Linked DNA regions of Homo sapiens: region 1 is linked to region 2. Evidence: chromatin loops called from intact Hi-C (ENCODE). Cell type or tissue: dorsolateral prefrontal cortex. All regions are shown on one strand. Each heading gives the region's core, and the rest is flanking DNA. Links, peaks and the distances in the headings are about the cores only. Region 1 overlaps HDAC4 (histone deacetylase 4). Region 2 overlaps HDAC4 (histone deacetylase 4).

What was found. A loop is a pair of places that touch in the nucleus more often than their neighbours do. Peaks named below come from ENCODE experiments on the same cell type or tissue, not always from the same donor. Only the 100,000 strongest peaks of a DNase experiment are listed, where the experiment ranks them.
Region 1: a loop joins it to region 2, with 1.8 times the contacts of the local background. A loop is called at or near these places in 1 of 110 quality-filtered maps.

The regions. Positions count from the first base shown.
Region 1 is chr2:239,338,791-239,350,295 of GRCh38, reverse strand. The region is part of intron 2 of HDAC4 (histone deacetylase 4); the gene reads left to right. Among named protein-coding and RNA genes, the nearest start is that of MIR2467, 7.3 kb to the left of the region's middle. In dorsolateral prefrontal cortex, for the core only: a CTCF peak has its summit at 5,609; a DNase peak (open chromatin) is centred at 5,605; H3K4me3 peaks cover 912 bases; H3K27ac peaks cover 2,150 bases.
Region 2 is chr2:239,235,626-239,247,130 of GRCh38, reverse strand. It overlaps HDAC4 (histone deacetylase 4), which reads left to right. Exons shown (of 27, transcript NM_001378414.1): 3 at 10,467-10,538. Among named protein-coding and RNA genes, the nearest start is that of HDAC4-AS2, 48 kb to the right of the region's middle. RefSeq lists enhancers at 1-20, 2,563-3,260. In dorsolateral prefrontal cortex, for the core only: no CTCF peak of the experiment used is centred there; DNase peaks (open chromatin) are centred at 6,390, 7,110 and 7,120; H3K4me3 peaks cover 2,403 bases; H3K27ac peaks cover 5,045 bases.

The DNA.
Region 1 (11,505 bases), core at 1,988-9,987, 100 kb before region 2:
TATAGTTCAGTGTTTTTTTTTAAAGCTTAAAAATTAATGACTGTTCTTTTGGTAGATCAGGTCTCTTATCAAAATATAATATATTTCTCTTTGTTTAATGTTTCTTTGACCGAGAGCTTATAGTGTTTCATGAGGTATTTCTACCCTTGGTTTCTTTTGGCTAACAAATATTTCTCCATCCGCTTGTCTCTAACCTTTTCAGGCCGGGTTCTTTGAGGCTCAGCTCTGGAAACCGCGGGGTGCTGGGTTTGTTTGGCCTTTTCTGTGGGAATTTCAGCCGCTGCGGTTCAGTTTGATCACCGGCCTGCCCGGGCCTGTCCTGCCCATGTGAGTTGGGTTGTGTGCGCCTTATTGCCACCCACGACCTCTCCATTCTCTCTCTCAGTGGGTTGGAGGCTGAAGACAGGCCGCACTGGTGAGGGCAGGGCTGCCCCTTGGCCCAGCCCATTCTCTGCTCTCCATCTGTGCAGGGGGTACAGCTGAGGTGGTTTGCCTGGGGCCTGAAGTCTGCTGGCTGCCTCCTCTGCCCTGTCCGCTGTCATCTTTCCCTGCCGTGTCTGCCCTTCCGCCCGGAGGTCCCTTGGGAGGCAGGACCCCTTGTGCCCAACACGTGCATACCACCACCTGCACACACTGGCTGGTGGCCCAGCGGCCTCTGCCCACGTCTCAGGCGGGGGATGGGGCTTGCCCAGAACCGTGCCCTCCCTCCTGGGCGAGGCCCACTCGCTTGTGTGCCTTCCCAAGCAGCTCCATCCCCAGAGATCTCTAGTTTCGGGAAGTTCCTCTGTGTTTCTTGTCAGCTGATGCACCTGTCCGTCCGCTCCCAGGCATTGCTGGAAGTGCTTTCCAATCCTGCTTTTCATCATTTTAGTGGGTTTTGGGAGGAAGAGAAATCATTAATACTAAAGGATTCAGTTTGCTCTCTTGAGCGGGAAATTTCTAGGTGTGTCAGAGCACAGCCACGGAACCGCTGTCCCTTTTCCTTGAGCCGAGGAGCCGAGTCCTGGCAACGTGGTGTTCGGGGCCTACCTGGCTGCACCTCCCCTCCCTCCGTGTGTCTCTCGTGCCGTCCTCTGCTAGCTGGCCCTGTCCTTCGCCCTGCCCACCCGGCTCACTCTTGCCTGCCTGGCTCACCCTTGCCTGCCCATCTGGCATGGGGGCCCTGCTCCTGTGTGGCCTGGTGTGGGTGCCCGTGCCGCCCTCACTCCCTGGGCAGGCCGGGCTGGGGGAGTCCAGCCGCCCATGGGCCCCCTCTCACATTTGTCATGTGACTTGGCTTTGCCCTGCTGATGAAGTGCCCTTCTAGTGCAGTGTGTGTGGCTTTCCTCTCCTGTGTTCTGTGAAAGTCCTCTGCTGCTGGGTGAGTTTTGTGTTACGGTTTTATTGCTGTTCCCGCTGAACTTTGCCAGAGCCAGGCCCTGGTTCTCTGACGTCAAAGCTGCTTAACTGTTGGGATTTTATTGCTCTAAAGAACGATTTCTAATGATGTGAGCGGCCTGAGGGAAGAACCTGGATTGACTTAGCCTGGAAGGGCTCTCCTTTGAAAGGAGGCCCTGGAGCCTTACGCCCCTTGCCCGGCCAGCCCTCCACACCCTCCCTGAGGGGATGCGCTGTGGCAGGGCAGGATGCGTTTGTCAGGACACAGAGCCTCTGCCTTGAAGCCAGAGTCCCTGGCATGAAACCGGGAGTGTGGACGGAAAGCCCACGGGGGCCTGCTGGCAGGACAAGCTACGCCTCCTTTTTTTTCTCCCATTCCCTTGTTTTCCTCCAAGGACAGTTCTCCAAGTAACTGTCCTTGTCTTTCCTTGTGGTTAAGGGCTTAGGATACTGGTGACTTGACTGGCCAGCAGGAAAGGCAGACGTTGTTACTTGGCCACCCACTTAACACTACCCCGTCCCTCCAGTGTCATTTACTTTCCCTTCCGGAATGTTCGTGCCTAGAGAAAGTCTTGCCCAGAAAAGTTCTCAGTGTCAAGGAGCCCCGCAGTGGATTTGCTGGGACGTGGATTTGCTGGGACGTGTCTGTGGTCAGCGGGATGGTGCTCTCGATAGGAAGCAGTGCATTTGCTGGGACGTGGATTTGCTGGGACGTGTCTGTGGTCAGCGGGATGGTGCTCTCGATAGGAAGCAGTGCATTTGCTGGGACGTGGATTTGCTGGGACGTGTCTGTGGTCACCGGGATGATGCTCTCGATAGGAAGCAGTGGATTTGCTGGGACGTGTCTGTGGTCACCGGGATGATGCTCTCGATAGGAAGCAGTGGATTTGCTGGGACGTGTCTGTGGTCACCGGGATGATGCTCTCGATAGGAAGCAGTGCATTTGCTGGGACGTGGATTTGCTGGGACGTGTCTATGGTCACCGGGATGATGCTCTCGATAGGAAGCTGGTTGAGCAGGCAGTGGTCGGTAACTTGAGCATCCTCTCGCTCCTGGAATCTTGGTGCGAGGTACGGATAATGTTTAGTTCAAAACAAAATAAGTGGCCGGGTGCGGTGGCTCAAACCTGTAATCCTCGTGCTTTGAGAGGCCGAGGTGGGCAGATCATTTGAGGTCAGGAGTTCGCGATCAGCCTGGTCAGCATGGTCAAACCCCGTCTCTACTAAAAACACAAAAATTAGCCAGGCGTGGTGGCACGCGCCTGTAGTCCCAGCTACTCGGGAGGCTGAGGCAGGAGAATCGCTTGAATCCGGGAGGTGAGGTTGCAGTGAGCCGAGATGGTGCCACTGCACTGTAGCCTGGCCGACAGAGCAAGACTGTTGTCTCAAAACAAAAAAAAAGGATTTTGTGGGAAACGTGTGTAACTTAAGATCAGTGTGTTCATTTGGGCCATTCTATGATTTCTTAATATTCTGTTCAGTCTGAGCTACCCCCATCCACATAAAAGCAGCTAAAAAGTCTCTGTCCACAATGACTTGGTGATGAGTGAGTTCATGGTAATACAGTTGCTTCAGACCACTGTTGAGTGTTAACCCTGTGAGTCCAGGGAGAAGGCTCTCCTCTGGGATTGCTTCCAGTCCTCATGTTCTGCTCTAACTTTATTTGATCTTGAATCTGTTTATTTTAACTATTGTGGCCGCCAAGATTATTATATTTTAATATAGAAATGATCCATAAAGATGCATTTTTATGGCATTTAAATAATGCTCTGCAGTGGTTGAATGTCTCAGGAATACCACAAAGTGTCTGTGTGTATGTGTGTGTTAGAGTGTGTGTTAGGGTGTGTGTTTTAGACAGGTTGTATGTGTGTGAATCAGGGTGTATGTGTGTTAGGGTGTGTGCGTGTGATGGGGTGTGTGTTTTAGACAGGGTGTGTGTGTTAGGGTGCGTGTGTGTGTTTTAGACACAATGTGTATGTGTTAGGGTGTGTGTGTGTTTTAGACAGGGTGTGTGTGTGAGAGACAGGGTGTGTGTGTTAGGGTGTGTGTGTTTTAGATAGGGTGTGTGTGAGACAGGGTGTGTGTGTTAGGTGGTGTGTGTGTGTTTTAGACAGGGTGTGTGTGTGTGAGACGGTGTATGTGTTAGGGTGTGTGTTTAGACAGGGTGTGTGTGTCAGGGTGTGTTTTAGAGCGTGTGTGTTAGGGTATGTGTGTGTTAGGGTGTGTGTTTTAGACAGTGTGTGTGTTTTAGACTGTATTAAGATATGGGTGTGTGTTTTAGACAGAGTGTGTGTGTGTTAAGGTGTGTATGTGTGTTTTAGACAGGTGTGTGTGTTATGGTCTGTGTGTGTGTGTGTGTGTGTGAAGGTGTGTTTGTGTGTTTTAGGGTGTGGTATGTGTTAGGGTGTGTGTGTCTTAGACTGTGTGTTAAAGTATGGGTGTGTGTTTTGGACAGGATGTGTGTTAAGGTATGTATGTGTGTTTTAAACAGGGTGTGTGTGTCCTAGACTATGTGTTAAAAGTATGGGTGTGTGTTCTAGACAGGATGTGTGTTAAGATGTGTGTATGTGTGTTTTAGACGGGTGTGTATGGTCTGTATGCGTGTGTGTTAGGGTGTGTTTGTGTTTTAGGGTGTGGTATGTGTGTTAGGGTGTGGGTGTCTGTGTATTAAAGTATGGGTGTGTGTTTTAGACAGGATATGTGTGTGTTAAGGTATGTATGTGTGTTTTAGACAGGGTGTGTGTGTTTTAGACAGTGTGTGTTGGGTGAGTGCATGTGTGAGATGGGGGTGTGTGTGTTTCAGACGGTGTGTATGTGTGTTAGGGTGTGTGTGTGTTGGGTGAGTGCATGTGTGAGATGGGGGTGTGTGTGTTTCAGACGGTGTGTATGTGTGTTAGGATGTGTGTGTGAGAGTGAGTGCAAGTGTGTGAGACGGTGGTATATGTGTTTCAGACGGTGTGTATGTGTGTTAGGATGTGTGTGTTTGTTAGAGTGAGTGCACGTGTGTGAGATGGGGGTGTGTGTGTGTTTTAGACGGTGTGTATGTGTGTTAGGGTGTGTGTGTTTGAGTGCATGTGTGTGAGACGGGGGTGTGTATTTTAGACGATGTGTATGTGTGTTAGGGTGTGTATGTGTGTTTGAGTGCATGTGTGTGAGACGGGGGTGTGTGTGTTTTAGACGGTGTGTATGTGTGTTAGGGTGTGTGTGTTAGGGTGAGTGCATGTGTGTGAGATGGGTGTGTGTGTTTTAGGGAGTGTGTGTTTTTTAGACAGGGTTGAGAGTGTTGTTTTACACAGGGTGTGTGTTAGGGTGTGTGTATGTGTGTGTTAGGGTGTCCGTGTGTGTGTGTTGGGTGTGTGTGTGTGTGTTAGACAGGGTCTTGCTGTCGCCCAGGCTGGAGTGTGGTGGTATGCACCTCAGCCTCAGCTTCCTGGGCTTCAGCGATCCTCCCACCTCAGGCTCCCGAGTAGCTGGGACCACCTCTGGCATGCACCTCTGCATGCCACCACGCCCAGCTAATTTTTAAAATTTTTTGTGGAGACCGAATCTCACCATGTTGTCCAGGCTGGTCTCCAACTCCTGGACTCAAGCAATCCTGCCCCCTCGGCCTCCCAAAGTCCTGGATTACAGGTATGAGCCATTGTATCCGGCCAGGAGTACTACAAAGTTTTAAGGGGCAGAAAAGGAATTTTGAAGACCTGCAATTAACCCAAGACCTTGATTCTGAGCTTCTGGTGACAGGTGGGTTGCAGATTCTGAGCATGGCCCTTGCTCAGAAACAAGGTGGCGGGAGGTAATGAGAAAGCCTGGGAGCTGAGAGTGGCTTTGCAGGAGGCCCAAGAGGGCTCCCAGGAGGAGGGGGTGTGTAGGCAGCAGGTGCAGCCAGCTGGCAGGAGTCCAGGGGAGCTTGGACAAGGTGGCAGGGCCTGAGAGCATGCTTGGTGCCAGCTGGAGAAGAGCTTGTTCATGGCCCCTGCGGTGGGCAGCCCTGGGGGTTCTGGATAGGAGGGAGTGAGATTGAACCCCGAGAACGTGGGAGAGTAGACCAGCCCTACATCAACTGGAGGTTTTAGAGAAGGACAACAGAAATGCCTGGATAGTTCCGGCTGATGTTGGGGTGGGAGATGCTTTTGATCCCCATGTACTGCTTGCTTCCGCTTTCTAAAGGCAAGGTTTCAAAAATACTTGTGTACGTTTTCTGACGCACAGCACCGCCTGTCTGAATGTGCATCCTCCCAGCCACCCGGCACGGGGCGTCTGCAGCTCTCAGATTGTCACTAGCCTGGATTCTCCATGCCATCATTATCTGGGATCTTAATCAGTCAAGGTTTGTTCTGGAAATCATGTAGACATAAGGACTTATTTTTCAACCTACTTTTTTTTTTGATCCTCAAATTGTGTTTTGTCTTTTAAAAATCACGAGTACTCAGTCATTATGAAGAGCTCAGAAAATTCGCTGTCAATGGAGCATTGATGGTTTGTTTTGGCAATTCTCTGAAAATTCTTACACAGTTTGTGGAACATTTGCATTTGTGTCCCTTTTTCAAAGCCACTATTGTAGAAATGCAAATTTCTGAGTTCTGAGATGCTGAATGTTGGATGATTAATGATATTGAAATTTAAGAATGAACTCCCGGTATGTATTTGACATAGAAAACGCGGTGTGAGAATCATTAGAAACCATTGAGCACAGCTTGGCGGGGAACAGAAAGGCTGTGATTGAGGCACCCGGCAGTGGGGGCAGGTCGCACGTGGACAGGTGTGCAGGTGCGTGGCTGCCTCCGGGTGCCAGGCTGTGTGAGGCGGGAGCTACTGCCATCAAAGGTCTGGCTCTACTTGACCATAGGTGTTCAAAACTCATCATAATAATACATCAGCCTTGATGACTTGCTTGCTCAGTCAACCCCACTGCGCGTTTAAGAGAACGAAATGAACAGCAGGTTTGTTCTGAGTTTTGCTTGCTGCTACTCCATTTGTGCTTGCATATAGCCTGTGACGTGAGCTGGACACGTTATTTCTGTTTTGTAGATGAGGAAACCAGTGTTACTGCTATCGAGTGCTTAGGTAGGCTGAGGCTGGGCAGCGCATCAGAGGCCAATCTGGCACCGCTAGAATCGGTCACCTTCCCTCAAGGAGTGTGCGCCTCTCTGCGGCAGAACACTGGGCACCTGGGACCTGAGAGGCATTGAGCCTGTCTGCTTGTGTGAGCTCCCTGGCCAGGGCAGGCAGGGCAGGCAGGGCAGCAGGCACTCTGGTCCAGTGTGGTTCATGCCACGAGAGGGATGGGCTGGGCATGGAAGCCCCCTGAGGGATGTGGAGGCCAAGGGAGGCTGTCCCCTAGAAAGGACCTGAGGCTGAAACAGCCTTGTGAGGAGGGTTGGTGGGCCTCCCGCAGGTCCTGCCCCGCCGGCTGGGGCCCTGTCCTGCAACGTAGGCTTTTTTGTGTCCCAGTTGGTTTCAACGAGCATGGGTTTTGCCATCAGGGAACTTCATCTGTCCTTCCTCTGTCTTTTTGTGAACTTTCTCTGAGCTCTCTTTGCCGGTCCTTAGAATGTTGGGACTGAAGGAGTGACTGGGTGATTGGCATAACCAAGCGAACTCTGAGATTTGGGCTGAAACTTTCACGTTGTGGCCACTTAGCATCCTTCTCTTTGTTTATTTCATGAGAACATGGCAAAAAATGGGCACTTTGGGGAAAATTATAATGAAAATTACAGTTAATTTTAAGAAATTAAAATTAAGACAAAAATCAACTGAGGCATATACCTAAACTTTTTTGAATTATATCTGGCCCTGAGCTTTTAAACTGGTTTGCTTTCAGCCACCTAATCAGTAAGACACTGGGAGTGCTGGCCCTTCAGGAGTGATACGCATTGGTGGGGATGGAGGCCTTGGGGCGTTATTTTCATGTTTGCTTCTCTCTCCTTCCCCCTTTTTAGGAAAACAAATACAAATAGAAAAGATAAATTCTGCCTCTCAGGGAGCTAGGCACAGCTGATTTGGAGACCGAAGCCCATAGCCAGGCCTTTGGGAGCCCCCTTGACAGTGTAGGCGGCTGTTTCCCTCCAAGACGACGCTGGGCCTGCGGGCTCTTGGTTGTCTGTGAGGATCCTGAGCCCGGCTGGCTTATGGTGGCTTTGTTCTCACTGGACCCCAGGCTCCCTCATCTCCCTCAGCCCTCACTGTACTCTCCTCCATCTCTGCCCAGTGTCCCCTTGCTGCCTTTCCTTCAGTGCTACAACACGGACTCAGGACCCAGTGTGGTTCCATGCTGACGGGCAGCTGTAGAGCTGTTGGGATATTACCTTGAAACACAGTGTTCAGGATGACTGTCATTTCCTAGCTTTCACCAAGACTCTGTACTTTCAAAAGGAGTAGTAAAACTTATTGTAACGTATTTGTTTTTTTCAAAATACAGAAATGACCTAAATGTACTTATTTTTGTTCCATTTGAAATAGCATTTATAAAGAATTAGGACAAGTTGGTCTGTGTGTCTTAGTGTTCATTATTTAGTGATGGTCATTAACTGGGGGAGTTTTTTCTTTTCTGTATACAACTACATTCTCAAAGGTTCAAATTAGCTCTTTGAGTTTGTATTCACTTGAGATGTCAGAATTTGTTATTATGAAGCCACTGTCTTCAGAGCCTTTCCCTAAAAGAAGTTTTGTGATTGGAGCCAGTTTTTTTTTTTTAATTTTAAATTTTAAAATGCTTAGACCATTTTCTTAGAAGATTGCTTCCATAATGTGGTTGTTTAGGTGATGCCTTTGTTCGTTCAGCCTGCTATCATAAAATACCTTAGGGTGGATGATATGTAAATAATAGAAATTTCTTGCTCACAGTTCTGGGGGCTGGGAAGTCCAAGATCAAGGTGCCAGCGGACTTGGTGTCTGGTGAGGGCTGCTCTCTGCTTCACAGATGGTGCCTTCTTGCTGTGTCCTCACCTGTTGGAAGGGGTGAGGGGTCTCACTTGAACCTCTATAATAAGGGCACTAATCCTGTTCCTGAGAGTCCATAACTTAATCACTCTCCAGAGGCCCCACTTCTTAATACTGTCACATTGGGTATTAGATTTTAACACGTGAATTTTGGGGGGGACGCCAACATTCAGACCACAGCAGCTGCTAAAGCCAAGAGAATACCTTTCATTATAAGAGCTAATGGTTTTCTTTCAATTAGTTTGCATTCATAGCCAAAGGTATTCCTTTTTAAATACCTATGAGTTTTCCTAGGAAATATGTAGAAATTGGATGCTTATTAACACTGTGTTTCTCAGTGACTTGTTGATTCAGTAGGGTTTGTGAAATGCTGTTGGAGTTTCAGGCAAGGATGTGGAGTCTGTTCTGAGCACACTCAGGGTTTCCATGTGTTGTCCTGAAAGCCTTTCTCACCTCTTCACATCTAGGGTAAGGCCGTATTGAGGGGAAGTTCCTCCCTCCCTGTTAGGTAGTGTGATGCAGAATTCTTGACACTCTTTGTTTTCACATGGACTGAATCCAAATCAGGTGGGGCTGATTCTTCCAGCCCTGTCTCCTCATCCCGGTCTGACACTGCACAACACAAACCTTCCTGCTGCAGGCTCACCGAGGTGCTGCCTGGCCCTGTCTTTGCCTGAACACCTGCAGTCTCAATGTGGCTGTGCGGGAGCAAAGGCGGCCTTCGCCCCACGTCTCTCTCATGTGCTTCCATAGCACTGCCTTGTTTTTGTGAAAGGATCGGGGAGGGAGGAAGGCAAGGTTAATTTTTTCTTTCTGATGTACTAGTGGATAAAAAGAGTTCTAGAACATTTGAGGAGGCCCTAGGGGAAACTGGAGACATGGAAAGCAGAGGTTTTCGTTGGTAAACCAGAGAGATGAGGAGTTTTAGTTTTTGTAGTGCCCGATGCATTGTACGTGTTGAAAGCCGAGTCCTTGATGGTAATGGTGGCTCTGATGATGGTGGAGATGGGAGGTTAGGATCCCCTTAGAGATGTTTAGTGGGTGCTGCAGTGAGCCCAGTTTTCTGAGTGACAGGGACTAGGGTGTGACTGCTGAAGAGGGGGCCAGATCTTCAGTGCCCTTTATCTCTGGTGGGCTTCTCATCCTTGGTCTTGCAGCATCAGGATGGGGCCAGGGTGCCTGGCCTGGAGGGGTGGACTTGGGCCGAGGACTGCAGGGCACAGATGTCCTCTCAGTGTGGCCCTCAGCACGGGGAGCCCTGTGGCTTTGAAGCAGATGCTTCATTCAAGGCAGGTGGTTCTTTTCTGAACACAAACATACACGTGAGCATCCCCAAAGGCTGTTTTTGAGAGATGGTGTGTGTCTCCATGTCCAGGCTGTTGTAACAGAATGATAAGGTGCAGAGGCCATCTGACAGCTGGAAGGGTACAGAGGCATCTCTAAGCAGCAGCACCGATGGAGTACCCAGCCTGGAAGTGCTGACACCCCACCATGGTCCTCCTCTGTCCCATGCAGCCCAGCCTTTAGGAGATGCACCAACAGGCATTTGGGTGGCAGACTGGAGCTCAGTGGGGCTGCCCCCACTGGGGCCCCTCTGTAGCTTCTGAGAACAGTTGAATTGTCTATCTGCCTTCACATCTATCTGTGATTTGGTTCCCTTTTGTTCTTCGCCAGTCCTCAGTAGGATTTGGTAAGACGTAATTTCTCGATGGTTCAGGAAGACGGGTGGGGCTGTGTCCATGCTTGCACAGCCTACTGTGAACAGCTGAGCTCACTGCCCTGTGACTGGCTTGGTGTAGCTGAGGCTCAGGGAAGAGCTGGGGTGTCCTGGGGTGAGGGAGCAGCAGCACCAGCAGGACCCCATGCCCCAACTGCTGCAGGGACCATCCTGGCCTGAATGTGTTAGAAACTAGGAGGGTATCTGGGGTGGGGACACATCCCACTCTTCTTGCTTTGTGTTCAGGCCCCCAGCCTCTTTCTGTCATGATGTCTTGATGTCTCCCTACTCAGCTGCTAGCACTTCTGCTGAGGGAAGCAGTCACAAAGGCCGGTGGCCCTGGCCTGAGCATGGATGTGGCTTTCTTGGTTCTTGGCTGCGGTTTCCTTGAACTCTCTGTGGTCTGCAGGACCTGATGCATGAGAATCACATGTGGGGAGGGTGTTTCTTGTGTTTATCAGTGTTTCCATTTCTTTGGAAGTTACCTGGATGCTGTTATGAGTGGATTTGGTGGACTGATTTGCATGGGTGTGGCCTCAAGGACTGCATTTTCTAAGGAGATGGTGTTTTTAATGCCTTAGCCAGGAGATTGCAGGGGGCCGCGGGCCACATGTGTGGTTCTCTGGGAAGATTCTGCTCTGGAGCTCTGCTGAGGGATGTTATTTCAAACTTCAGTACTATCTTCATGAACAAAAGAACAACGTAGGTCTCCGTTGAGTTGCTCACATCACCCGAGAGAGCATGGCTTTGGTGCTCCTCACCCATGTCCAGATCAGAGCATTTAGGCTTCACCTGGGGAATGGACAGGGGCAGGAGCTGGGAGATCACTGCCCAGGGGTGGCTCTGTGTCCGGGGTGACCTGGACTGGGCCCATTGCCTCCTGGGGCTGAGGTTGCTTCCTTTCATCGGGCCCTGTTTCTTTAGAAAGATACTGGGCTTTGACTTTTGCCTTCTGTCGGCACCTGGCCCTGCAGCTGATGGAAACTGGCAGAGCAAAGGACTTCACTGGGACAGTGAGCAGTGGGGCAGCCCTGTGTTTACAGGCAACCCCAGACCCTCTTATGACAGAAGGGGAGGGCAGGGCAGCCGGCCTTCACCTGGATAGGAACAGCAGGTGGCTGATGTATCTGAGTTGGTATATTCATTCAGAGACATTGGTTAAAATTACTTGTCAATATAACATCTTTACCATTGTTTTCTTCAAAGCCAGATTCTGTATTTTCTGATTTTATGTAAACTAAATACATAGTTTTCTTAAATACAGATGACCTCTGCCTTCACAGTTTCTTTGGATACCTTTCAAGTCAGTTTAACACACATGCTCTCCGGAAACAAAACTCAGCCACTGGGGAACCGAACCTACGCTTTTGGTAGAATCTCAGCCTTGGGGGGAGCCTGGAGGCCCTGAGCCCTGGATGACACCTGCTCTGGAATCCTCCACCAGTGGCTTTTGAAATGTGGTTGGTGGCTGAA
Region 2 (11,505 bases), core at 2,157-10,156:
CAGAGCTAGTCTCCAGCCATTGCCGATAGCTGCATCACCTTTCATCATTAACTGAAGGGAACCTATCCAGAAAACTATTTTACATTAGCTGTGGAGATGCTATTTGTGTGTTTTGCAGCGTTCCTATTTGACGTCTGTTGTGTGTGACTCCTCCCACTGGCTCTGGTGAAACTGCACACGGTGCATGCCAGGTGATCCTCCTCGCACGCTCCCAGCGCTGTACAGCACAGCTGTGCAGTGACGCACCCACATGTGCCCTCGCCACTGGGCAGTGGACATCCTCTCAGGAGCAGAGATGGTGCTGTTTTCAAAGGCAGGCGAGGACATTTTCTCCTGATTTGCTAAATCACTTATGAACGCTTCAGCTGGCCTGTGCCACTTGGTAGGTAGGGGTAGCTGAGAGCTGTCTCTCCGTGTTGTCTTACTTAGGGAGGAAGCAGCCTGGCCATGCCAGGCCCTGCAGAACCGTCTAGGAGAGGCCCTGAGACACTCCCTCCAGGAAACGCTGTTCTCCGGCCCTTAGAGCACAGAGCAGGGCCCTGCGGAGCAGGAAGAGCGGCTTGCTTTCACTCCTGCCGGCGCCGTGGCCATCACCTGCTCAGCCAGCGCCTGGCCGGCCCCCGCCCACACACCTGGCTCTATGCTCGGTGCCAGGACCTGTGGCAACAGGACAGCCCCATTCAGCCCCCGGGCAGCCCCTTTTCCACACTGATTCCTGACACTGCTCCTCGCGTCCTGTGGCCTGCAGCAACCCCGGTGCTTCTCCGGCTGCCACGCCTCCTGGGTGCATGGATGGTTTCTCCGACGGGGGAGGGGAAGGGGCGAGGTGCTGTGTTTCCACTGCCACATTTTCCCTGGGAAAATCCCCGAGTAACCTGCTGTTCCCTTTCCCCCGTGGCTCACTCCTGCCCGCGTTTGCCTCCCCACCGGGCTCTGCCTGCCTGCTGAGTCTGCGTGTCCAGCGGGCTCAGTTTGCACGTTTTGTCCCTATCACCCGACTAAGCCACAGGTGTTAGCAAGCCTGGCCTGGCACGTGAGAGCAGCTGGACACCCCCCTGCAGTCTCCTCTGCCCTGTGTCTGGGCAGGTGCTGGCACCAGGCAGACCCCATGGCGGGACTGGACGCAGGCAGCCAGTGTGGGTTGCCGGTTCTGCTGGGCCGGGGCCAGGCCTCTGCGTTGCTCACTCTCACGTTCCCAGACGCTCAGGGCCTGCTCGCTGAGCTGTGAACCAGACGTGTGTGTCTGCTTGAACACATAGGGGCTGGGGATGAACTGAAGACTGTTGGGATATTCGTGAAGGAACAAGTTAGGTAGATCACCCAGCAGATGCTCAGGAAAGACATATTGAATAGAAGGTGGGGGCAGGCTCGTCTTTATTCCTGGCATCTCTTGAAAAATTGTTATGAAAAGTTTCAAAGATATATGAAAGGAAAGAGACCAGTGCATAGAGCGAGTGCCCACAGCCACCTCCCGCCAGGAAATCCCTGAGGCTCTCCATCGTGACCACTTCATCTCTCCACACCTTTATTTTCTGGAGAATTTAAAACCGATCTCAGAGGCCACAGCACCATCCCTTAAATACTTGAATGTGTGTTTCTAACAGATCCAACCCCATTATCACACTCAGCAGAAGGAATCATGATTCCTACATATCATCTTATACCCAAACGATGTTTAATTTTTACTGGTTGTCTTAAAAACTGTCTTTTTACAGCCAGTTGTTCAAATCCAGACCAAAACATCGGGACTGGTGGGCATATCTGAAATTTCCCCTGCCCACTCTCCGCCTCACTGAGTCCTTTGTCCTGGGATTTTCTGTTTCAGGGCTTGACTGATCATAGCCAATCCAGTGTCCTTTAGCAGGTTCTGCCAAACCCGTACTTCCTGTAAGCCGGCAGCTACAGCTAGTTTTGATTCTTAGTGGAGAGACAACAGGAATACTTCTTAGGTTATCCTTGACATTTTAAGACTGCCTGATTACCCTGAAGGAAAAATATTGCTTAGGGAAAGAATCTTTTTCCATTTTCATTTTCTCTAATAAATGCACATAAACTATGTTGGACATGCCTGAGGAATTCACAGCACTTACTCATTAAAGTTTAATTTCTATTAATGGGCAGATGCAAGCACTGTTATGGAACTTTGGTAATTTTCAGTAACCTGCGCAGTGGGGAAAAGCAGAATCTAGTGGCCTGGGATGCTCGAGGCTATAAGCAGAGCTCCCAGGGAGGGCCGGTTGGGTGGGCACAAGTTTATGGAGCATCAAGCCTATGCCTAGTATCTGCCAGGCCCAGGGGTAGTGCCAGGGTGTGGGCCGCACAGTGGAGGGAGGATGGGCTGCTGGGGTCACTCAGCAAAGCAGGAGGCTGAGCTGGGAGGAGGCCAGCGCAGGTGCAGGTCCTGCTTGAGGTGGCAGATGGAGACCCCTCTGGGGGTTCAGGTCAGGGGAAGGACCTAGGGGGAATTTGAGTATTTGGCTGACCTTGTAGATCATTTTGTTTCCAAGCCATGACATTTCAGCCCACTGAACTTCCTTTTATAATTTAATTGAACAAGGGCATCAGAGTGCCAGTAAAATTCTACTACCTCTGGTCACACAGGTTAGAGGCCTGAGGGGATGGCATGATGGCCCCAAACCCAAATAGATACCCACTTCATTCCACATTGACTCACACGCCGTGTGGAGGGAAGGTTTGCATGTGAGTGTGCACCGCACCACGCCCTCCAGGAGGTGCAGGTCTTGGTGGGCCACATGGGCCCTCGCGCAGCGCTTTCTCACAGACACCTGCCAGTTTGGTGCAGGCCAAGAGGCTGTTTTCCTCATGGCCAATCCTCCCAGCAGAAGGAGTTTTCCGTCCCTCCTTATTCAGGCAAAAGACAAGTCCTTTTGCCCCAGACACGAGAACCAAGTGGTTTCTTTTGTCTTTGCTTTAAGGCTAAGCTCTTTCTTTAAACCATGGGAACTCTGCCGTTGCCCATGAAGTTCGGTTTGAAGGTATCGGGGCTTCTCTGGTCTGACGTCAGCCCTTGCTTAGGTGTTCACGCAGCTCAGTCCCTGGAGTCCCAGTGAGGCCCTGGGACAAACCCCAGTTGAAGCACATTCTATAAAATACCCAAGCAGGATTGCTTAAAGCTGTCAAGGTGGTCAAAAACAAGGAAGGTCTGAGATACTGTTGCAGCCAAGAGAGGCAGGACCCTGGATGGGCGCTAGGACAGAAAATGGGCACCAGGGAAAAACGGAGGAAATCTGAATCAAGTCCGGGCTTTTTCTGTCATGACACCTAAGCACAGCATCCTGATGGAAGGTGTTAGTTGTAGGGCATGGAGGGTGCAGAGTACAGGAATGGAAGATGTTAGTTGTAGGGCATGGAGGGTGCAGAGTATAGGATAAGTCTCTACTAGCTTTAATTTTTCTATAAACTCACAGCTGTTCTAAAACAACACCTTTGTTTGAAAAATATGAAAGGATGGGGAGATTGGCTGCAATGAAGACTGTGTCGTTACTGTTTCCCAGTAGCCCTAAGCTTCCGTTCCCGTGTCTGAAAAGCAGCTCTGTTAGCACAGTGGGGTGTGCACAGTGAGGTGTGACCTATACTACTCTTGAGTCACAGCGGTTTCATTGTTTTTGTCTATGTCAGCAACCCCCCACCAAACACACTTTAGAATGTTAATTTATCCAGCCGGGAGCGGTGGCTCACGCCTGTAATCCCAGCACTTTGGGAGGCCGAGGCAGGCGGATCACAAGGTCAGGAGATCGAGACCATCCTGGCTAACATGGTGAAACCCCGTCTCTACTAAAAATACAAAATACTAGCTGGGCTTGGTGGCGGGTGCCTGTAGTCTCACCTATTCGGGAGGCTGAGGCAGGAGAATGGCGTGAACCTGGGAGGCGGAGCTTGCAGTGAGCTGAGATCCAGCCACTGCAGTCCAGCCTGGGCAACAGAGCGAGACAATGTCTCAAAAAAAAAAAAAAAGGAATGTTAATTTATCCAATTCTCATTTTATGCTCATAACGAAATATTGAAGTGAGGTGCTAAGGTGAAATGTGGGACTGAGGTCTCCAAGTCTTCAGAATCAAGCGTGGAAAAGAGTTTAGGTGTAGCTTGTGTGGAGCTCTTGCTGCCTTCCTGTTCCCAAAAACCCCCTGGGCCTGACCACGCTGGTTTGTCACAGGAATGCAAAGTTAGTTTGACATGAGAAAAAAAAGTTTACTACGTTATCAGATGGAAGGGGAAATTATTTAATAAGCTGAATTGATGCAGAAAAGTTTAATACAGTTAAGCAAACATGTGATTTAAAAATATGTCTTGGCAAACTAGGAGTAGATGGGAACTTCCTTAATCTGATAGTTACCTGTTGGACACCTGCAGCAAGCAATACACTTTCCAGTAAAACATTGAAATATCCTTCGTAAGATCAGAAACAAGACCAAAGTGTCTTTTATCACCATTTCTCTTTAGTTACTGTACTGTAGGACTGAGCCAGCAGAATAAAGAAGAAGAAAAGGTGTGAGGTCTGGAAGGTGGAAACAACTGTCATTATTTGTACGTGACCTGATTCTATATGTAGAAAATACACGATAACTACAGAAAAATGATTGAAATTAATATTCTACGATACAGAACCAATAAGTAAAAATTAATTGTGTTTCCATATGCAAGCAAACAGAAATTGATAATGGAAATCAAATATCAAATACCTAGTAATAAATCTAAAGATGTTCAAGACCGCAACACTGAAAATTCTGAAACATTTCTGAGAGAAATGAAAGGAGGTAATAGCCCATGTTCATGGATTGAAAGATGCAGTACTGTAAAGATTATCTTCTCTCAAAATGACAGATGCAGTGCAATCCCAGGCACTGTTCGTTTCCCTCCCTCCCTCCCTCCCTCCCTCCCTTCCCCTCCTTCCTCTCTCGTCCTCTCTCTTTCTCTCCCTCTTTCTCTCTCTCTCTTTCTTTCTCTTTTCTTTCTTTCTCTTTCTTTCTTTCTTTCTCTTTCTCCTTCTTTCTTTCTTTCTTTTTTTCTCCTTCCTTCCTTCCTTCCTTCCTTCTCTTTCTTTCTTTTTCTCTTTTCTTTTCTTTTGGTGGAACTTGTCAAGTTAATTTTAAAATTTATGTGGCGGAGTAAAAGGCCAATTTTGCCCAAGATGATCTGGAAGAAAAAAGTAGGGTTTTTTGCCTTGCCAATATTAAGAGTTATTGTACAGTTATGGTGGTTAAGACAGTGTGATTATTGGCAAAACCAAAAACAAGTTGGCCAACAGGATTGAGATTTGGCTTATAAGGGAACTAATGTTGCCCATCCATGGTGAAAGATAAGACCTCTTAATAACACTGAGGGGACATTTGGCTGTTATCATAGGAAAACATACCCCAAACCCCTGTCTCATAGCGTATACAAACATCAGTGCCAGTAGATGAGAGACTTACATATAAAAGGGAACACTGCAAAGTTTCAGGGTAAAAATATGTTAAAATATCTCTGCAGCCTCCAGGAAGAGAAGAGTTTCTTGAACCTGACATAAAAGCAGAAGCTTTGAAAGATTGAGAAATAGGACCTTTGAGAGGATATCTGCAGCATTTAATTGACAGAGGATTAATGTTCAGAATTTGTAAAGAATTCCTCTGAATCAATAAGAAAAAGACAACCCAACTGGGGGCAAAAAACAGGTCAAAAAGACATGAATCCAAAACAGCCAGTGAAAAAGCCAATAAACATGTAAGAAGATGGTCAGTGTCATTGGTCATCTGGGAAAGACAAATGAAACCTTCAAGAGACACCCTTTCACCCCAACCTGGGCAGGACTAGGTGTTCCCAGGCAGGTCCCAAGGGTGGAAACCACACTTTCTCCCCACTCCCTTCCCCTCCCAGTTCAGGAGCCTGTGCGTGGGGCTTTCATGTACTTTCTTTATTGGCTCAAGAAACCTCCTTTCTTGTGTGTCGGTATTGTGATGTGAAACCCTTGGTGGAGGGCACTGGTCTTGGTGGGTACCTGTTTGCTCAAGGTCCAGCTTCAGACAAGCCGCTGGTTTAATTGAGACAGAACTGGATTCCGGCTGGTGCTCACTCCGTGATCCTAGGAAACTGCACAGCCCTTGAGGCCATTTCCCCAAGTGTGAAGTGGGGGGCCTGGGCCCTCCGGGTGAAAGTGAGGTTCCTTTGGCTCCAGAAGGCCGGGTTTCTGGTTAGACATACCTACCCGTCTGATGCAAGGTGGATTCTGAAAAGCAAAAGCACTGTCTGTCTTAGTCCTGTTCCTCCCATGGGCGGACTCCGAGTCTCAAACAATGCTCAGTTCAGGCTGGGTCCTGTCGGCGCGAAAGGGACTCCTGGCAAGAGTGATGTGGTCACTGCAGTTGACTGTGGGTGCATTGAGCACACTGGGGCACATCATGTGCTGGTGAGGACACGAGGTACCCGTGCTCCTCGGCCTCCCTCTCAGTGTGCATCTGGTCTGCAGCCCCAGCGCTGATTAAATGCTGTTTGAGGACACTCAGTACGATCGTCCCTGTCCAGCAGGGTTTCCAAAAATAGATTCTCAAGCGGAGACAGATAAGGGGGAACCTGCTTGCAGCAGGCGTGTGATGAGGAAGTGGTACTTTGCTTCCCATCTTCATTATTTTCCTGCTTGTAAACGCTGGGTTCTTAGCACCGCTTTCTCCTCAGCCTGAGAAATTTCAGCCCAGAGGCAGATAAATATGGAAATTCCACCTCTCATCACTAATTTCATTTTAACTCACTCTGGAATATGATATCTGAAAAAACACAGCGTTAAGAATCTATTCTGTGCACATTCACGGATGCCGTCATGCGTTCCAGCTGGCTGTGTACCGCAGCTTGTCTATTTCACCCTGGTGACAGACGTTCTTTGCCCCACTGGCCACGCTTTGTTTAGGTCCGTTCCAAAGCTGTCTTTCCCAGGCCTGGTGGCCCCTGCGCCTGCAAAGTGCACTCACCGCCACTGCTTTACCCCCAGGATTGTGTTCCACCAGCCACCTCTGGCAAAACGCCTTTAGTGTTTGGCTTCTCGATCATGGCTGCTGCCCTGAGCCCCAGCCTTTCATAATGAGGGATGCGGCATCTGTCATGCTGTCCAGGTGGACGACCAAGGACGGCTCAGGCCGGGATCTTGTCTTAAAGAGACTGTGGCCGTGCTTCCAGCTGGCTGGGGCTCACGGGGCCTCCACATGTGGGGTTAGCGTCCGGCACTGAGACCCATGTCTGTGCCGCCGCCTCCAAGGCCGCCTGTGCTTGAGACACTCCTGCTGTTTTCTGATAGTTCCACATGGCTGCCCTGTTCCGCGAGAGGCAGGCACTTCCTATTAACCCAGTGCCGCCTCAGAACAGCTTTCCCTTCGAGCATTTCCATGTCATTCTACAAAGATGTGAACATGGCAGTGTTGGGGGTTTGAATGTACAGGTTGTTATGAGACTAGCCAGGCCCAGTGGCACACAACGAGAACAAGCAGCATCTCTGTGTGGTGGAAGAATAAGCCTTATCTGGTCTTTGTCCTCGTTCCTGGCAGGGAGCTCTTAGGATCCCAGGAGCTTCCTGAGTGTCCAGCGAGCCTTTCGTTATTCCTAAGGAGGAGCTTCTTATGTGCTTCTGAGTTTATGCTAATGAAGTGACTTAGGGCAGGACCCCTGGATAGCCTCGGGATGGGGCCAGTCACCAGGACGCAGAGACGAGAGGAGCAGCATGTTCAGCCGCACCTGCTGACCCCAGTGGTACTGACACAGAGGCTCCTGCACTCAGGACCCCTCCAGACCCTGCCTTCATGTTACTGTTTATTTGCATCTTTTACAATAAACCCATCAACATGGTAAAGTGTTTTTCTGAGTTTTGTGAGCCCTTCTAGCAAATTACAGAACCTGAGAGGGGCTTGTGGGAACTCCTGATTTATAGCCGATCTTTAGAAGTCCAGGAGGCCCAGGACTTGTGTCTGAAATGGGGGCAGCCTTGTGGACCTGAGCCCCTGTGGCGTGTGTGCTAGCTCTGGGCAGTTATTGTCAGAGTGGAACTGGATCATTGGACGCCCAGTTGGTGCCAGTTGGCTGGTGTCAGAAACCACCCCACCCGCCAGTATACAGGATTGGACATGTTAAGGTCAAGGTCTGGTTTACGCAGGGAATCCACATGCTGTTATCGAACGGCATTCTCCTTGGTGTGCCAGCTAGTGCAAGCATGCAATAAATGTCTTCTTGAAGGGTAGGTGGGACGCGGACCAGCCCAGTGCCCAGAAATGTAGGTGAGCCAAGACCCACTAAGCTGCACCTTGATCTGAAACACACGAGTGATGCTTGTGGATACAGGAACACCACGTATCGTGACTTACAAGTCAAATCGGTTGCACTGAGATCTGATGTGTCTTCCTGCTTCAGTGTAGTAAAAGTAACTTGTAATTAGGCCTCATGTATGAACTCGGTGCTGGAGGGATCCGCCTTTTGGGCTCAGGCATAAGCAGTTCACTTCCAAACTCAAGAAAGGGCTTCATGTGAGCTGGGACTCTGGCCCCACCGCTGCTGCTCACCACTGGGGGCTTCTTGGTTTCCAAACTTTCTGGTTCTAGGGCTTTTGCTGAGGTGGAAGCTAAGGTTGGGCGTTGAGCTGACTACAGGGGAGGCAGTTCTGGGGGACAGGCATTGGCTCGTAGGAACTGTTGCAGAACCCTGACCAGGGTGGTCCCCCCAAGCCCCCTCCTCTTGACCCCTTCCCATTGGAAAACTGCAGCTACATTGAGATCTTCAAAAGGGCCTTCTGCTGTTTCTGAAAGTATTTATAGTGGGATTTGGGTTAAATACACACACACATATAAACATACATACATACAGGCACCTTTTCGAATTTTTTATTTTTTGTCTACAATGAGCATTTATTTATTTTTATTTATTATAAAAATGAATACAAATATATTTATTTTTAGGGGAAAAAAAGGCTTGAAAAGTACTTTCCACCACTATCTGGGGTCTCTTTCTGAGTTGCAGTGAAGGTTCTCTTGAGACATGGCATCATGTTTACAATTCAGCATCCAGGCCATCTCCTAAGGTGGCCATGTTCTTTGAGAAAGCCCTGGAATGTGTGAAGACTTGGGGCGATTGCTCAGGTCTGGTGGTTGCTTCTAAGGTGTAACTATGACCTGCCGGTCTTTCTCCTGACCCAGGGAAGCAGAACTGTTTTGCCTCCGAATATGCCCAGTGTCTTACTGTCTTTACTTCTGTTTTCAAACCTTAAGAGTTGCCGAGACTTGGGAGGAGCTGCTGGTTGGTTGGAGAGGTCCCCGTGGTTTTTTGTTGTTGTCTTCATTTTGATTTTTATTTCTGGCACCCACGTTTGATCTCTGCATTGCCCAAGAGCAGCCTCACCTGCTGAGCTCCTGCAGGTCCATGTTGGCCTCACACTTTCCCAGTTCTAACTTCAAGAGCATGCCCTCCAATCTCCTGGGACCCTTGTTTCCGTTCTTGAATATTGAACATCTCCAAGGACATGCACGGGTTGGCAATGCTAGGAATTATCTATTTTGGATAAAAAAATGGGTTTTTTTTTTTTTGCAGTCATTTGACCTGATGTTAGTCGTTTTTGTCCTGTTTTAAAACTTGTATCTACAGAGTTCCATGGCTGCCCTGCGAAACTGGTGCTCTCCTTCGCTTAGTAAGGAAAATGACCTCCGCGTGCAAGTCTGTAATGATATGCATATTATTGCAGGGCATTTTACACCACTTGTCAGAAGCTAATTTTAAAAGAAAAGTGTGATTCCTGGAAATCTTGCCAGAGTTTTCTTTCCTTTCTGCTTGGGAGAATATAGAAAAATCCCAGGCGGTCTAAATCCAGCCTGTGCCAGGTTTAGGTGGTGGGTGGGTTCCAGTCTCATCTTTGCAGTGAGTCTGAATAGATGGAAACCGCTCCATAATACAGTCTAAAAATGGATTTAAAAGAAAGGACTCTATACCTTGAGAACACCTGGTGAAGCGTTCTCCTCCATGCCTATTTGCAGCTAGAGTGGCCTCAGCTTGCCTCCTTCCCTGTCTGCACACCTGGCGGGTTCCGAGGGCTCCCTGTGCTGTGTTTCTGTGAGCGTCCAGACCGTTTGTCACTATCTGAGAAGAGGAAGAGCTGCTCTTCTCTTTTTGTTATCTTAATGCTTGTGGTCTGCAGAAGAGCCGACTTCTGATCAGCACGAGTGGGTATAATGTGGTTGCTGAACAGAAGTAAACCCAAATTGCTAAGCCAGTGGCTCTTAGGCCAGAAACGGGCGTTTGCCATATCTCAGTAGGAGGCTATTTTGATTATTCTACATTGGCAAATACAAATAATCTATGATGAAGCTGAAAGTGTCCCCCTGTAAAAGTAGGAAGGACACATGCATTTCATTGTTTGGGGAGTTACTCCCTGCAGACTCCCAGCATAAAGTATGTTGGCTGAAATGCGCGCAGTTTCTGAAGCCAGTGCCTTCTCTGTTCTCCAGATGGACTTTCTGGCCGAGACCAGCCAGTGGAGCTGCTGAATCCTGCCCGCGTGAACCACATGCCCAGCACGGGTAAGTCCGCCCACCCCTGCCCTGTCCGGCCGGCCCTGCGCTGAGCCAAAGAGGTGTTCAGACGCTCTGCCTTATTGGAGGAGTGCAGAGAGGGCGAGGGGGGAGGTGTGGGGTATCAGGTTCACTGAATTTGGGTGCTCTTCCTGGTGGTAAAAGAGGCCATCCTTTTTGGAAATGAAATGGCTCCGTGCCATGTAAATGGTAGAGAAATGCTGATTTTTTGTTGTTTTTTTTCTCTCTGGTGCTAAAGGATGTGTTCTTCCCAAAGGCACCAACTGCCTGGCTTAGGTGTAACCCCTGGCCCTGATCCCCGTGAGGGCCTGTAGGAAAGACCTCTGAGCTTGCAGTGGGCGGGGCTGGGTCCCACTGGCCACGTGACCGTGGACAGACCGCGCCTTTTCCATTGCCACCAGCTTTTGTTGGTTAAATGAGTCAGTGGCATCATCTGTCTTCCAAGTACCTTTCAGCTCTTTAACAAAAAAAAGTATCGGTGGTGATCAGAAATATTTCATTCCATAGGTAATTTTTAGTTATTTATGCATTTGTCTATTTGGAGACGGAATCTCACTCTGTCGCCCAGGCTGGAGTGGAGTGGCGTAATCTTGGCTCACTGCAACCTCCACCTCCCGGGTTCAAGCGATTCTCCTGCCTCAGTCTCCCCAAGTAGCTGGGATTACAGGTGTGTGCCACCACACCTGGCTAATTTTGCATTTTTAGTAGAGACGGGGTTTTACCATGTTGGCCAGGCTGGTCTTGAACTCCTGAGCTCAAGTAATCTGCCTGCCTCGGCCTCCCAAAGTGCTGGAATTACAGGCGTGAGCCACCGCGCCCAGCCCCATAGGTAACATTTTAAGGTACTCCAAGTCTATAGGCCATGGAAACAGACTTTTTCCCCCTTTTCTTTGTCTGTAAAACCCGTTTCCACATAGAATCCTCCAGGGTTTAAACTCCTTGTGAGGGTACCATT